2 separate regions of the Homo sapiens genome follow, and region 2 is linked to region 1. A link is a loop called in an ENCODE intact Hi-C map of the cell type or tissue named here. Cell type or tissue: thyroid gland. All regions are shown on one strand. Each heading gives the region's core, and the rest is flanking DNA. Links, peaks and the distances in the headings are about the cores only.

Region 1 (10,667 bases), core at 632-3,131:
TGTCTTGGTGGGGGCAGGGAAGCCACAGGGAGGGAGGGAGGGAGGGAGGTTTCCTGTCTGGCCCCTGGAGCCCTGGTGGCTTTGCTAAAAGCATCTGTCCACTAATCCCAGGCGGGTCCCTGGCCTTGTGGTCAGGGTCGAGGCCCCATGGCCAACCAGGCGTCCCCAGGACCTCTGACCTGGCCTGGTGGGGGTGGCGGAGGAGCCAGCTGAAGAAGCTGTTGGTGGGGAGGCTGGCCCTGCCCCCACCAGGGCTCAGGACTGAGCCGTGGGCTCCTGGGTGGGCTGGGGACGAGACAAGGGGTCTCGCTGTGCCTTTTCTCCTGGGTGGGTGGCCGGAGGTCCTGAGTGCAGGGCCTGGGGAAGTGAGCAGGGCCCTTTTCCCAGGAGCCGGGTGAGTCTGGCTGGGAGCCAGCTTGGGCAGTGAAATCCTGACAAAGCCAATGAACTGCCTTCCCACTGCGTTGTCCCACTGCCCTGGGAGTCCCCAGCCCCAGCCCAAGAGTAGGAGTGGGCTGGGCAGTCCCTGAGGAGTCCGAGCAGCCCAGCCACCCGCCTGCCTGCTGCAGGGCTGGCCAGAGGTGTAACGTTACCGGCTGCACCAGCTCATGGCGCCACCCGCTCCAGCCCCTCAGCTCCCACCAGCTGATCACCTCCCCCTGGGCTCTGGCACCCAGCCAAGGCGGGCTGTGCAGGGCCCAGCAGGGTTGGCCTGGGGGCTGGGTAGAAGGCAGACCCGCAGGATTGGAAGATCTTTGGGATGCAGCAGGCCAAGGGTCTCCAAAAGCTTCTAGCCTCCCATCCTTTTCCAAATGAGGAAAACTGAGGCCAGAGAGGGGTGGGACCTAACCTACCCAGGGTCCAGTGAGTTTTTAGTGGTACTCAGGCTGCTCTGAGACAGGGCAGAGCATGTGCAGCAAGTGGGAAGGAACCCAGAGGGGCCCCTACCTTCTTGCCATCACACTTGGCCCAAGAGTGCAGAGCTCCAAGGTACCCCCAGCTCACCTCTGCACTTTTCTGTCCATAGCAGTGGGCCTTGTCTGCTGGGAACGGCTCGTCAGAGGTGGAAGGTAAGCTGGCCAGGCTGGGGGTACGCATGCTCCCCAAGCCCCTCTCTTCCTTTCTCCCAAGCCCAGGTGTGGCATGAAGCGTGGGTGCAGGTTGATAAAAGCTGGGGAGAGCCTACAAGCTAGACATGCTGGGTGATGACTTTGGCAGGGCCTAAGAGATCCCCTCATGGTGACCCAGAGACTAGAGAGGTGTGGGCTGGAGTCACCAGCACACGGAGAGTGGGGCTGGGGCCAGTATAGCCAGGGTTCATCCAGCTGGCTCAGAGCCCTTCCCCAGCATGATTTAAGGGTATGGATGGGGTCTTGGAGGACAGGGTGGGGAGTGAGTGCCAGGGGCCAGAATGGGGGTCTGGGAGCTGAATGCAGTGGGCAGTCAAGAGGATCAGGAATGGGTGAGGGGCCCTCCCCAGCAGCCCAGCCCTGGTGGAACTGCCGGGATCTGACCATGCGTTTCCATTGATTATAAACAGACAGAACATAGTCGCGCCCTCCCTGGCCCCTCCACTCCCCGCCCTGGTTGCATCAAGAGGGAGTCTTCAAAGGGCAACGAGACGTTTGCCAAAGAGACATATGTACAGAAGGCAGGAGGCCCATGCCAGGCCCCCTACCTCGCTCCTCCCTCCCTGCCTCTCCAAGACGTGCAAAGTGGCCACACACCACCGCTGAGGTTTCCCCTGCGCCATGGGAGAGTGGGCATGTAGGGACATGCACACGCACACGCGTGATAGCCATCTGCGTGCTGGGAACACCCTCTGCTGGGCTGCCTGCCTGGCAGCCCGCCTCTCCCGGGCCTGGCCATACTCTGACACCTAAGGCTTAGGCCCCTAGACCCCTGAGCAGGTAGAGGAGGTAGCTGCCCTTGACCTCATGGATGCCTCCCTTGCTGTGCCTCTGGAACCAGCACAACATTATGCTCCTTGGGATTTGGGGAAGGACCCATCCCCTACCTCCACACTATGCCCTTTTTGGTGCTTTTAGTGTAGGTCAGGCCACAGCTACCAAAGATGCCTTAGCCTCAGTTTTCTCATCTGTAAAATGGGAGCCTTGGCTACATGATGTCTATGGTTTCTTCTTTTTCCGAGATTGAAAAAGGGACTTGTCCTCTGACTCCAGGGAGGAGAAATGGGTGTACATATCACCCAGGATTTGAGGTGGGGAGGCCTGGAAGTGTAGATTCATTAGGTCAGCTCTCCTGTCACACTTATCAATCAGGGAGTCTGCAATCTGACCGGGAGAAGTACAACGAGCTTTGCACCCCAGCTCTCAAAATCTGAAAATGGCATCCCCACCTGTTAACACCACAGCCAGAGACAGCATGGCCAGCCATGGGCATTGATTTTTACTATTACTATTCACGGTAACAATGTTAGGCATTTTCTGTCATTCTGTTTTGACCACAGGCTGTGAAGTAGGAAGGGGTTGTACTCCATTTTTACAGATGCAGGCAGGCCCTGAGGCTCAGAGAGGCCCTGGGGGTCGCCCCAAGCCTCAGACACTCCTCATGGATCTGGCAGAACCAAGTGCTCCCAATAGCTCCGTGGCTGAGCGGGCATGAGCAGGGTGTCCCTTGTGGCAGGCTGTCTGTGTGCCCTGCCAGTGACCATGGAGAGGACACTTGTGGGCTTGGGCTGGTGGCCAGTGGCTCTGCCCAGCCCTGTGGCCCGTCTCCAGTGCCCTCCACAGAAACTTGCTCTCAGGATTAAGCATTTCTCTCCTGGGGTCTCCCCCATCCCAGGTGGTAGGTAGGCAGGTGGGAGGCTCACTCACAGGGCTGGCGAGAGAGCTGAGGGCACACTTGCAGCCTCAGGAGCAGCCCTGGGGACCACCCAGCCCTGGCAGTGCCTGAGGGGGCCCTGAGGGGGCCACAGCTTCCCGTTGCTCTCACCTCCACCCCCTCCCGGAGCAGGTCTGGGGCCAGCGGAAGTGCTCTCGGGGACAGCTGAGCAGAGCTCTTTCCTGAGGGACACAGCCCACATCTGGGAGCGGTCACTGTACTCCCTCAGCCCGGCCCCTCACCCAGCCCCTTTTGTTTCTCCCACACACCCATAGCGGGGCCTTCAGGGATGAATTGCCCTTTCCTGGTGGCTGCCAGGTAAACCAGGCTCCAGCCCACCTCCTTCTCAGCCCTCCCCCAACACAGTTCGGCCACAGGGCTGGGAAAGTGGCAGATTCCAGGGTTTCAGGGACCCGGAACCTGCATGGTGGGATGTGGGGTGAGGAAAGGAAATCCCTTCTTCTGCTGCCGAGGCCCAGCCAGTTCTGCCAAAGGTGGCCATGGCCCCGCAGCCCAGCTGGGTGGGTGTCTGTTTGCAGGATGGAGGGGGCTGGGGTGCCCCTTCTCTGCTGCTGTCCCCTCGCTGACGGCTGGTCCCAGGGCAGGAACCTGAGTCTTCTGTGGTGCTTTGGCAGCTCATTATTCCTCTGCTGTTATTTATGTTTTCCAAGGTGGAGATTAAACGTTCAGAGTCACGTAGTGCTCATGAAGATTTTAAACTAAACACACAGCTCAAGGAGCTGGTGATAGGGAGGTGCTCTCTGACCCAGGATTGCAAAGGCAGGCTTCCCTGCACTTTGGGCGCCTTTGGGGAGAGAGGCCTTGTTTCCCACTGGGTTCCGGGGCAGTATCCAGTGGCGCGGAGTGGTAGAGTCAGAGGAGGCCTATGGATTCCCCCCACCACCAGCCCCTAGGCCCTAGTGCCCTCTAAGCAGAGCACGGCAGAATGGAGCAGAATGGAGCAGCAAACAAGCAGATAACACTGTTTATTGCCTCTATGACTGCCTAGCCAGCTCCACATGGACACACCGCCTCTGGGTATTTTCCACCAGTTTGCAGCCTTTCCCGAGGGCCTCTGCTAGGACTGAAGTTTATTTTTCTTCCGAGATTACCAGGAGGCTCATGTCCTCATAGGCTCAGTGGAATGGACTTTGGCCCCTTCTGCCTCCTAGGCAGAGGCATGGAAGAAATGAGGGGTTGCTGGGAGAGGCCATTGTTCCATGGCAGAGGCTGCAGGACCCCCAGCTCCCCATTCTTCCCCACTAGCTGAGGATGACCATCAGATGCAGAGCAGGATGACCCAGGCCTGGGGGTGTTTCTCTGTCCATGGTCTCTGGGCTGGGCTGGGTTGCAGGCACTGATTCACAGGCGGTTGGTCAGAGAGGGAAAGACCTTAGCAACCATTTATTCCCAACCTTCTTTTTTCCCACCTGAGGAAACTGATCTATCCAGAAAGGTTAAGTGATCTCCCCAAGGTCACATAGCCAGTGTAGGGCCAGGACTGGAAGCCAGGTGTCTGACTCTGGCCACTCTCCCTGTGAGCCTCTATTTGGGGCCTGGTCCTAGGCCTTCCCCCGAAAGAGCAGCATCTTTTGAGGGATTCCAGATCAGCCCCCAAAAGATCCCATTCACGATCGCCAGGACATCGTGAGGTCAGGGATGACCCGGATGATCCTCAGTGAAATGTCATCTAATCAACCAGGAGTGACTTAGCCTGTGTTTACGGGTACGTCCATCTCTGCCCTCATGGAGCCTCGAGTTGGTTGTAAAGGAGATAAGAGCAAGCAGTGCCGGAGATAAGGCAACCCCTTGAGGCCAGAGGCCAAGCAGTGCTCAAGGGAGGCTCATCTGTGTGCACTGGAATTGCTGGGGAAGTCTTCAAAGAGGAGGTGGGGAGGCAGGTCGTGGAAAATGGCGGGTGGACTTTATTTGGATAGAAATGAGAGGAGGGGGAAGAAGAGCAGCTGTACGGGCTGCAGAGTGCACAAGCCAGAGCTGGGAGTGAATGTGGTGCTGCCGTGGCTCAGTGTGAGCGCTGGTTGGACTCAGTGGAGAGGAGGGTCGGGCCACATTGCTGGATGTGGTCTTGGTTGCCAGGCAGAGGAGCTGGCACAGAGTGGGGCAGGAAATGAGGGAGCCGTGGAAGGTGTTTGAGCAGAGGAATAAGGGAAGGCCAACCCTCCCTGCATGACTCCAGGAATGACTGTTTTCTGCAAGTTCTCCAAGTTGGAGGAAGCACCGGGTCAGGCTTGAGAAAGATCCAGAGGGCCTGGGTAGCTGCCGGGGCTACAATCCTCAAAGCTCCAGGGAGCCAAGGCAGACGTGGGTGCCTGAGTTGAGGACAGAGCAAAGCTTGGGACCCTGAGAGATTCTGTTCCATGGGGATTTCCATCCAGCAGATGAGCTAAGGGGCCCGCAGGCATTTCGGAGGGATCACATTAGGAGTTCAGAGTTGAGGGAGCTCGGATGGGGCTGGGGGCTGAACCTGGAAGGCCAGCAGGGCCTTGGGAGCCAGGTTTAGGGCTTCAAGGGGCAGGTCTCTGCTGGCCTGACCCAGCCCCCTTGCTTCCTCGCAGTGGTACCCTTCCAGGAAGTGTGGGGCCGCAGCTACTGCCGGGCGCTGGAGAGGCTGGTGGACGTCGTGTCCGAGTACCCCAGCGAGGTGGAGCACATGTTCAGCCCATCCTGTGTCTCCCTGCTGCGCTGCACCGGCTGCTGCGGCGATGAGAATCTGCACTGTGTGCCGGTGGAGACGGCCAATGTCACCATGCAGGTAGGTCCATACCCTGCCCAGGGGGCCACCGAATCTGCCCACTAGAAGGTACCTGGAGAGGGAAGAAGATAGGCCCAGGTCCCAGGGCTGGAGCCTGACTCCCAGGCCAGTGCTCCTACCACCCCAGCCCAGGGCCTCTTCTTCCTAAGCCCTCCGATGGCTCTGAGCCCACTCATCTCCACCCCCACCAGCATTCTCAGCCTCACGCTGAGTCCTATCCCAAGACTCAGGGTGTCTAGTTAAAGCTGGAAAGAAATCTGCTTGTATAAAGTCCCTGTTGACACCAGGAGCATTTGGTCCCTTTTCAAGCAAGTGCAGCTTACATGTCACACACGCAGTGGTTTACTGAGCACTTACTGAGTAATGCCAAGCACTGTCCTAGGCGTGCCACAAGTGGTGTGTCATTCAATCCTTCAAGGCTGGTGTCATTCCCATTTCACGGATGGGGAACTCAAGGTTCAGAGATGTTATTTCACTTGTTCAGCAGGTAAAAGAGTCAAGATCTGAACACGGGTCTCTCTGACTCCAGAACATGAGCCCCCTTCCTGTGCTATTGCTGTGCTAGTGCTCCCGGGCAGGGAGGGACAGGGGCCTCCCTCAGATCCCCATGCAGCTGAGAGAGCTGTTTGCCCCACGTTCAGAGTGGAGTGAGGGCCTGTAGTCCACAGGCTAGCAGGAAACAGAGTCGGGTTCTCCTTACAAGGAGAGAGAGAAGAGTGCCGGAAACTCGTGGGCCACTCCCCAATCCAGGCATCAACTCTTTCTTCCTTCAGCTCCTAAAGATCCGTTCTGGGGACCGGCCCTCCTACGTGGAGCTGACGTTCTCTCAGCACGTTCGCTGCGAATGCCGGTAGGTCTCCGGGGTCGGGTGGGTAGCAAGGAAAGGCCCCCGTCCTCTTGGCAGCCTCAGCAAAGATGGGTCCCAGGGCAGAGGCAAAGGCTGCCCATCCCCGCTGCGGGCTGAACTTTTTTCCAGACTGAGGGAGACCAAGAGGGCAGGACCAGGGGTGGCTACCATTCATTTTGTCCCCCCACCAGCCAGTTTTGCCAAGGGAGCTGGTCCCAGCAGCTGGGGTACAGCTGTTGAGATACTGCAAGGGAAGAGAGAGGGTGGGTCCCTCCCAGCCTCGCAGGGGTTCGGTGCGTGTCGTTCCCCTTCTCTGGGATGGGAGGCAGCTGCCACGGGCCTCTGAAAGAGGTGCCTGGAGGCAAAGACATTGCAAGTCTGAACTTCGTTCTGGGGCAAGCTGTGTGCCCACAGGAGCGGGCAAACGGGGCTGAGAAGCAGCAAGAAGGACAAGCTCGGGTAGGAGAAAAGGGGCAGAAGAAGAGTGACACTGTGGCTTCCTTGATGTTGCAGCACCCCTCTACGGCCCCTCCCAATCCACAGAGCCTCTGACCAGCACCAGTCTTGCTGCCTGTGCTGGGGGCACTTGGAACATTGGTTAGCAGGAGCAACAGGCCTGGCACTGCCAGCTAGGTTCAGGGAAGAGAGAAATGGGCTGAGCTGCTGCTCCTGGTACTACTGGGCCATGGATGAAGGCACCAGACTAGAAGTCCAGAGCCCTAGCCAGGGGCGGCAGGAGGGAAGACTACCACTTATTGTGTACCTATTCTGTGCCTAGCCCCGCAGGAGGCACTTGAATGTTTCTCATTTAGTCACATACATTTATTGAGCACCTACCACATGCCAGGCATTGTCCTGATGGGATGCAGTGGTGAGCAAGGTTCCTGCTCTCATAACAACCCTGGGAGGTAGGCCCTATTGTCATCCCCATTTTACAGATGAGAAAATCAAGGCTCAATACAGTTTCATGATTTATCACAGCTAGTGAGTGTGGGAGGAGGGATTCTGGGCCCTGACCTAACTCGTAAGCCTTCGTTTTTCAGGCTACCTTTCATGGCCATGACCACTTTTCTAATAGCCCCCAGGCTTAGCCTTGCCTCCTGGGCAGGGCTATGGCTGCCCCTTTTGTTGGAGTGTTGGAGACCCTGCCTCAACTTGTTTCCACCCATCCCTCCAAGCCAGAGCTTAGCCATATAACAAGAGCTCGGTAATGAACCCTCCTGGGTGCAATGCTGGGTGGTGACCCAGAGTCACCTTCTCCATCCCCTTTGCCCTGACAGCCACTCTTTTGGGGCAGGCAGATGAAGAGACTGAGGTTCCAAGAGTGTCTGTCACTTGCCCAATATGGAGAGGTACAACCAGACAGTCCCAAGAGGCCCTGGTACCTTGCCCTGGCTCCCAAGGGAGGAACCAGCTGAGGGTAGCATGTCCTGGCCCCAAAGCTGACTGCTACCATGCTGTCCCATGTCTCTACCCACTGTTCCCAGTGAAGACTGAGGCCCTATCCCCTGCCAGGGGCCAGGCAACAGGGACACCTTTCTTCTTGCTTCTGGGCCAACAGCCACAGCCCTGGGAGGCAGAGCCCAGACATGCCTGGTGACTTCAGGGCTGATGCTCCCTCCTTCCTCCCACCCCGTCGCTCACTCCCCATGTTGTTCCGGATGGAGTGGGGCTGTGCCCTGACAGGCAGCCAGTCCGCTGTCTGGCCATCATCTCCTGTCCCTGAGGAAATTCCCAGAATGCACCCTGGAAGGAACGGAAAAAAGCAGCAAAGAAAGTGAGAAAGAAAAAGCAACAGAGAACAGACAGAAACAACCAAATTTGATGCCAAGAGGCTGAGAAGTGCAGAAGCGGGTGGCAGGGGTCCCCAGGAGGTTGATTTGTCCCTCTCGTGGTGGGGTCACCAGAGCCTGGAGTGGGAGTGAAGCCTTGAGGCTCTGGCCACCTCTCCCTTGCCAACTCCATGCTACCCCCTAGTGGCCTCAGTGTCAGCTGCAGGACCAGGACTGGGGATGTCGGAGGGGACCTGTCCGGGCGGCAGGGAGCCCCACTTATTGCTTTCCTAACGTTCCTCTGCCCCTCTCTCTGTCTGTTTCCCTAGGCCTCTGCGGGAGAAGATGAAGCCGGAAAGGTAAGTGGTTTGGCTGGGGCTCGGGGCTATTCTCGGGCCTGCCAGCCTCTGTCCTAGCATGGGGTTCCCCAGCCACCTTGTCCTGACGCTTGGCTTATTGCAGGAGGAGACCCAAGGGCAGGGGGAAGAGGAGGAGAGAGAAGCAGAGACCCACAGACTGCCACCTGTGAGTGTGCGGGGTCCCAGGGATGGCGAGGAGGCTGGGCCCGAGGGGAGCCCCGCCTTGCCGCCAGGGTTAGGTTGGGGAGGGGGAGAGGCAGGACTGAGGCCAGTCTTGGGGGCAGAACAGGGAGCTGCACCTCCTCAAGACTCTAGGGCCCAGGAAGCATCAGTGGACCTTGGTTTTTGTCCCGGCTTAGCCCTAGGTTTCCATTGACCTTCAACAAATCATTTCACCTTTGTCAGCCTAGCTTTTCTCTGTGTAGAATGAGGGGCAGGAGGTCCAGCAAACATTCAGTCACTCTACAAACATTTACTGAGCACTTACTGTGTGTCAGGTACATCTGTGAGCAAACAAACAGGATTCCTGCACATTAGTGTTTACCTTTTAGTGATTAAAAGTCTGTCATCAGCTGAGACGTTATCTGGGGCCACTTCCTAGTAGCCCCGGGGAACATGTGCCCCTCGCCACTGTCTCCCAGGAGTATTTTTGCCTGTGGGTCCCCTTGCTGCTTCTAACCCACTTCGTACCTTGTGGGCAGCAGAATGGAGCCCCAGGCCTGAGTGTGGCTGGGAGAGAAGGATGAGAGGAGGGAAAACCCAAATCTGTGAGAGTAAATAGAAAAAATAAAATATTTCACGTGCACAGTCAATCAGTCACTGAAGAGAGGTGGCTCTCCTTCAGGGGCTAAGCCTCCCCCACGCACGTGACTCCAGGAAGTCATTTCGTGCTATGGAGTGGAGTTGACCCAAGCCCTGACCCCATGAGCCCCACTCCATGAAGACAGGGATCCTGGGGACTGCGCCCCCTAGGGGTTTATGCTCTCATCTCTTTTCTGGGCCCGCGCGGCAATTTGGGAAACAAGCTGGCAGGGAAGTCCATCCAGGCCCGAGTTACCCGCCGGCAGCCGGAGGCAGAAAGTGTCCCGTGGCTCCTGTTCCCAAGGCAGCAGTCTTCAGACATTTCACTCGGGAATCTCCTGAAAGAATTTCAAAAGTGGCCGGGCGCAGTGGCTAACACCTGTAATCCCAGCACTTTGGGAGGCCGAAGTGGGTAGATCACTTGAGGTCAGAAGTTCGAGGCCAGCCTGACCAACACGGTGAAACCACATCTCTACTAAAAATACAAAATTAGCTGGGCGTGTTGGTGCATGCCTGTAATCTCAGCTACTTGGGAGGCTGAGGCAGGAGAATCGCTTGAACCCGGGAGGCGGAGGTTGCAGTGAGCCGAGATCACGCCACTGCACTCCAGCCTGGGTGACAGAGCAAGACTCCGTCTCAAAAAAAAAAAAAAAAAGAATTCCAAAAGCCCATGTGCTCCCTTGCCCATTCTTAAGTTGACATTGAACATTTTCATCAGAATTATAAGTCAAGCCAGGCTCAGTACCTCATGCCTGTAATTCTAGCACTTTGGGAGGCCGAGGCGAGTGGATCGCTTGAGGCCAGGAGTTCAAGCCTAGCCGGGGCAACATGGTGAAACCTCGTCTCTACAAAAAAAATACAAAAACTAGCTGGACGTGGTGCCATGTGCCTATAGTCCCAACTACTCAGGAGGCTGAGGTGGAATGATCACCTGAGCCTGGGAGGTCAAGGCTGCAGTGAGCCGAGATAGATCCACTGCACCTCAGCCTGGGTGACAGAGTAAGAACCTGTCTCAAAAAAAAAAAAGTATAAGTCATTACAAAGGATATAATTTCTGGCATATTATTAATATTTTAATACAAAGCTATTGTAGAACACTCTCCAGGTGTATCCTATTAAATACGCCATTTTAATGTTATACTCACCATCATCCACTTTTAAGAAAATGAACAAGCAGGCCAGGCGCGGTGGCTCACACCTGTAATCCCAGCACTTTTGGAGGCCAAGGCGGGCGGATCGCAAGGTTAGGAGATCGAGACCATCCTGGCTAA
Region 2 (2,613 bases), core at 1-2,500, 56 kb before region 1:
AGAAATCTGAATTTTTGAAATGTGCAATCTCCAGATTTTTAAATATTGGTAACAAATTCACATTAAATGCAGTGAACCAGCCCAAATGCCTTCAATCCAGACACTGCCCCTCCAGCCATCCTTTTGAAACTTCTATTGCCATGTATAATGTTCCACGGTGTAACTGTCAATACTTAACCTTTCTCCTATTGCTGGACACTTAGGCTATGACATTACAACTACTACACTGAACACTCTGTATAAATCTTTTTGCTTGTACAAATAATTCTAGAAATACAGCTTCCAAATTGCCCTCTAAAAGGCTGTACCAATTTATAGTCCTATAAACACTACATGAGACTATCCTTTTCTGGGAAGCTTTAAACAGATTCCCAGGTAGTAACCCTGAGATCAGATGCAGTAGGACTGAGATGAAACCCAAGACTGTGTGAGTGAGTGATCGGAATCACTCTCAGGTGATTCTGATGATCAGCGAGGTTTTGGAACTACTGTTTTAGACTATGAACAAACTTTGGGGCCAGGAGCAGTGAATTGTAAAGGAAACTATACTTTCATTTGTACTTGTTATTTTTTTAGAGACAGAGTCTTGCTCTATCATCCAGGCAGGAGTGCAGTGGTACAATGATAGCTCACTGAAGCCTTGAACTCATGGGCTCAAGTGATCCTCCCACCTCAGCCTCCAGCATAGCGAGGCCACAGGCATGTGCCACCATGTCTGGCTAATTTTTTAAAATATTTTTTTGTAGAGACAGGATCTTGCTATGTTGCCAGGCTAATCTCAAACTCCAGGCCTCAAACAAGCCTCAAACAAGCCTCCCACCTCAGCCTCCCAAAGTCCAGGATTACAAGTGGGAGCCACTGCATCTGGCCAGTACTACCATGTTGTACACTTTTCCCGCTAACTACAGCCCTCTATGCAAACACAAAAAAGGCTCTGCTGCTGCTGTTTCAAGCAGTTCTGTCAGAGTAGGACAATAAATAAACCAACTATGGAACCTTCAAGTGGCTTTTATTGGTAGAGCCTAGAAAAAGTGTCATAGCCATTTCTGAGCAAAAATCTGTATCCCAGTAAGGTATTCAGTGTTATGTTTAACACACTACTGAACCAGAAAGTTTAAGTTCCTGACACAGACGCAACCAGGTCACTAAGAGGCTCCAAAATCAACAAGTTAAGCCCTGCTGCTCTGTTAAGATCTGAAAGGCAAGACACAGTCCTGGATGTGTGCCCTTGTTACGGGGTGACTAAAAAGGCAGGCAACAGTATCAAGGATTTTTTTTTTAGGTGGACTCCTGTGCACTCCCACATTGCAAGGATGTGCTTCAGCAGCAACACTCAAGTCTCCTCTTCATTCTGTATCTGCCTAAGCAATCTGCTTAGGACACGTGTGGTCGGTCATAAAACATGATCATCAGGATGGTAGAGTTCACTCATCAGGCGGTAGATGTAGGAAGGTGCATTCCCACCAATGTTGGAGATAAAGAGGGTAATGAGCTCTGGGGGAACGTAGTCAAACACAGGGCAATGCACGCTGACCTTCTCCAGAATGTCCCCTGAAAGGCAAGCACACATGCTAAAGGTAAAACTGAGGCTCCCTCTCTCATAATTAAGTAGCATATAGATTCCAGGCTCGAGAATGCAGGCATATTAGCTCCCCAAGGACGGGAAGCTATGGAAAAATGCAAACCAGAAGAGATGACTTCAGATCATGACAATCCCTGCTTACAACTCTCCCATGCCTCTGCACAGCCCTCAGAATAAAATTCAAACTCAGGATTGAAGTTTAAGATCTGGGCCCTCCCTGACACACCACATGAATTACAATTTGGACCACTCTCCCCCTTGCTCATTACTGTCTAGCCATGTATGGCCATCCTTTTCTAACTGGCTAAGCCCCTGCACCAGCTCATAGAAAACTATGATCTTCATATGGTGGACTCTGTTCATTCAGGACTCAGCTGAAATGTCATCTCATTAAGACCCTTCCTCAATCTCAGGCCCCTAGCCACTTTCTACCACATCAGCCTTGCTTGTCCTCAGGCATCCCATGACCTGATACTTTCTCATCTGTCTTCCACAATAGAATGTGTGGGAACAGGGCCTTATCTTTTTCATTCATTGTTTTATCTTCAGTGCCTAGAAGAGTGCTGGATACATTGTAGGTGCTCAATAACTATTTCTTGAAGATTGAATGTTTATTTAAATAAAGGGATGAAGTCAATCAACTTCCAAGAGGAACTAGGACCCCAACCAACTACTATGCGTTGCTCTCAGATGGTGTGTAAGGCCACCCTTGCTGATGAGGCTGCACGCGTAATGAGCTGAGCTGCTGCCTTCAGAAGAAGCCAGAGAAAAGAACCCCAAGACATGAGACTATCCAGGCTACAGGTGAGTTTTCTAAGGAGGAACATTTCACAACCTGCTTCCTTTGGGAGTCAATTCACCAAAATGACTCCTTATAGCAGGAAAACAGGTACATTTTCCCAACTGGTTGTTGTCTATATCTCAAACAGCATGCAAAGCCAAACCCAGACAATGCTAAATGATCCAACCCACAATAGCCCCAACAAATCTAAAATATATTTGTCTCAGAACAAATTAACATGGACTTGGTC

The links. Peaks named below come from ENCODE experiments on the same cell type or tissue, not always from the same donor. Only the 100,000 strongest peaks of a DNase experiment are listed, where the experiment ranks them.
Region 2: it touches region 1 in a loop (3-fold over the local background); 64 of 110 quality-filtered maps call a loop at or near these places.

What each region holds. Positions count from the first base shown.
Region 1 is chr14:74,944,307-74,954,973 of GRCh38, reverse strand. PGF (placental growth factor) reads left to right here. Exons shown (of 7, transcript NM_002632.6): 2 at 1,028-1,070; 3 at 5,421-5,617; 4 at 6,391-6,467; 5 at 8,566-8,595; 6 at 8,699-8,761. LOC107984690 (a long non-coding RNA gene) reads right to left here. Exons shown (of 3, transcript XR_001750826.3): 1 at 10,542-10,667; 2 at 5,975-9,734; 3 at 4,747-5,669. Among named protein-coding and RNA genes, the nearest start is that of PGF, 6.0 kb to the left of the region's middle. RefSeq lists a silencer at 8,466-8,515. In thyroid gland, for the core only: a CTCF peak has its summit at 1,874; DNase peaks (open chromatin) are centred at 1,033, 1,603 and 2,633; H3K4me3 peaks cover 966 bases; H3K27ac peaks cover 2,500 bases.
Region 2 is chr14:75,007,969-75,010,581 of GRCh38, reverse strand. EIF2B2 (eukaryotic translation initiation factor 2B subunit beta) reads right to left here. Exons shown (of 8, transcript NM_014239.4): 8 at 1-1,551. The coding sequence ends at 1,394. Among named protein-coding and RNA genes, the nearest start is that of EIF2B2, 6.4 kb to the right of the region's middle. In thyroid gland, for the core only: no CTCF peak of the experiment used is centred there; a DNase peak (open chromatin) is centred at 1,201; H3K27ac peaks cover 2,318 bases.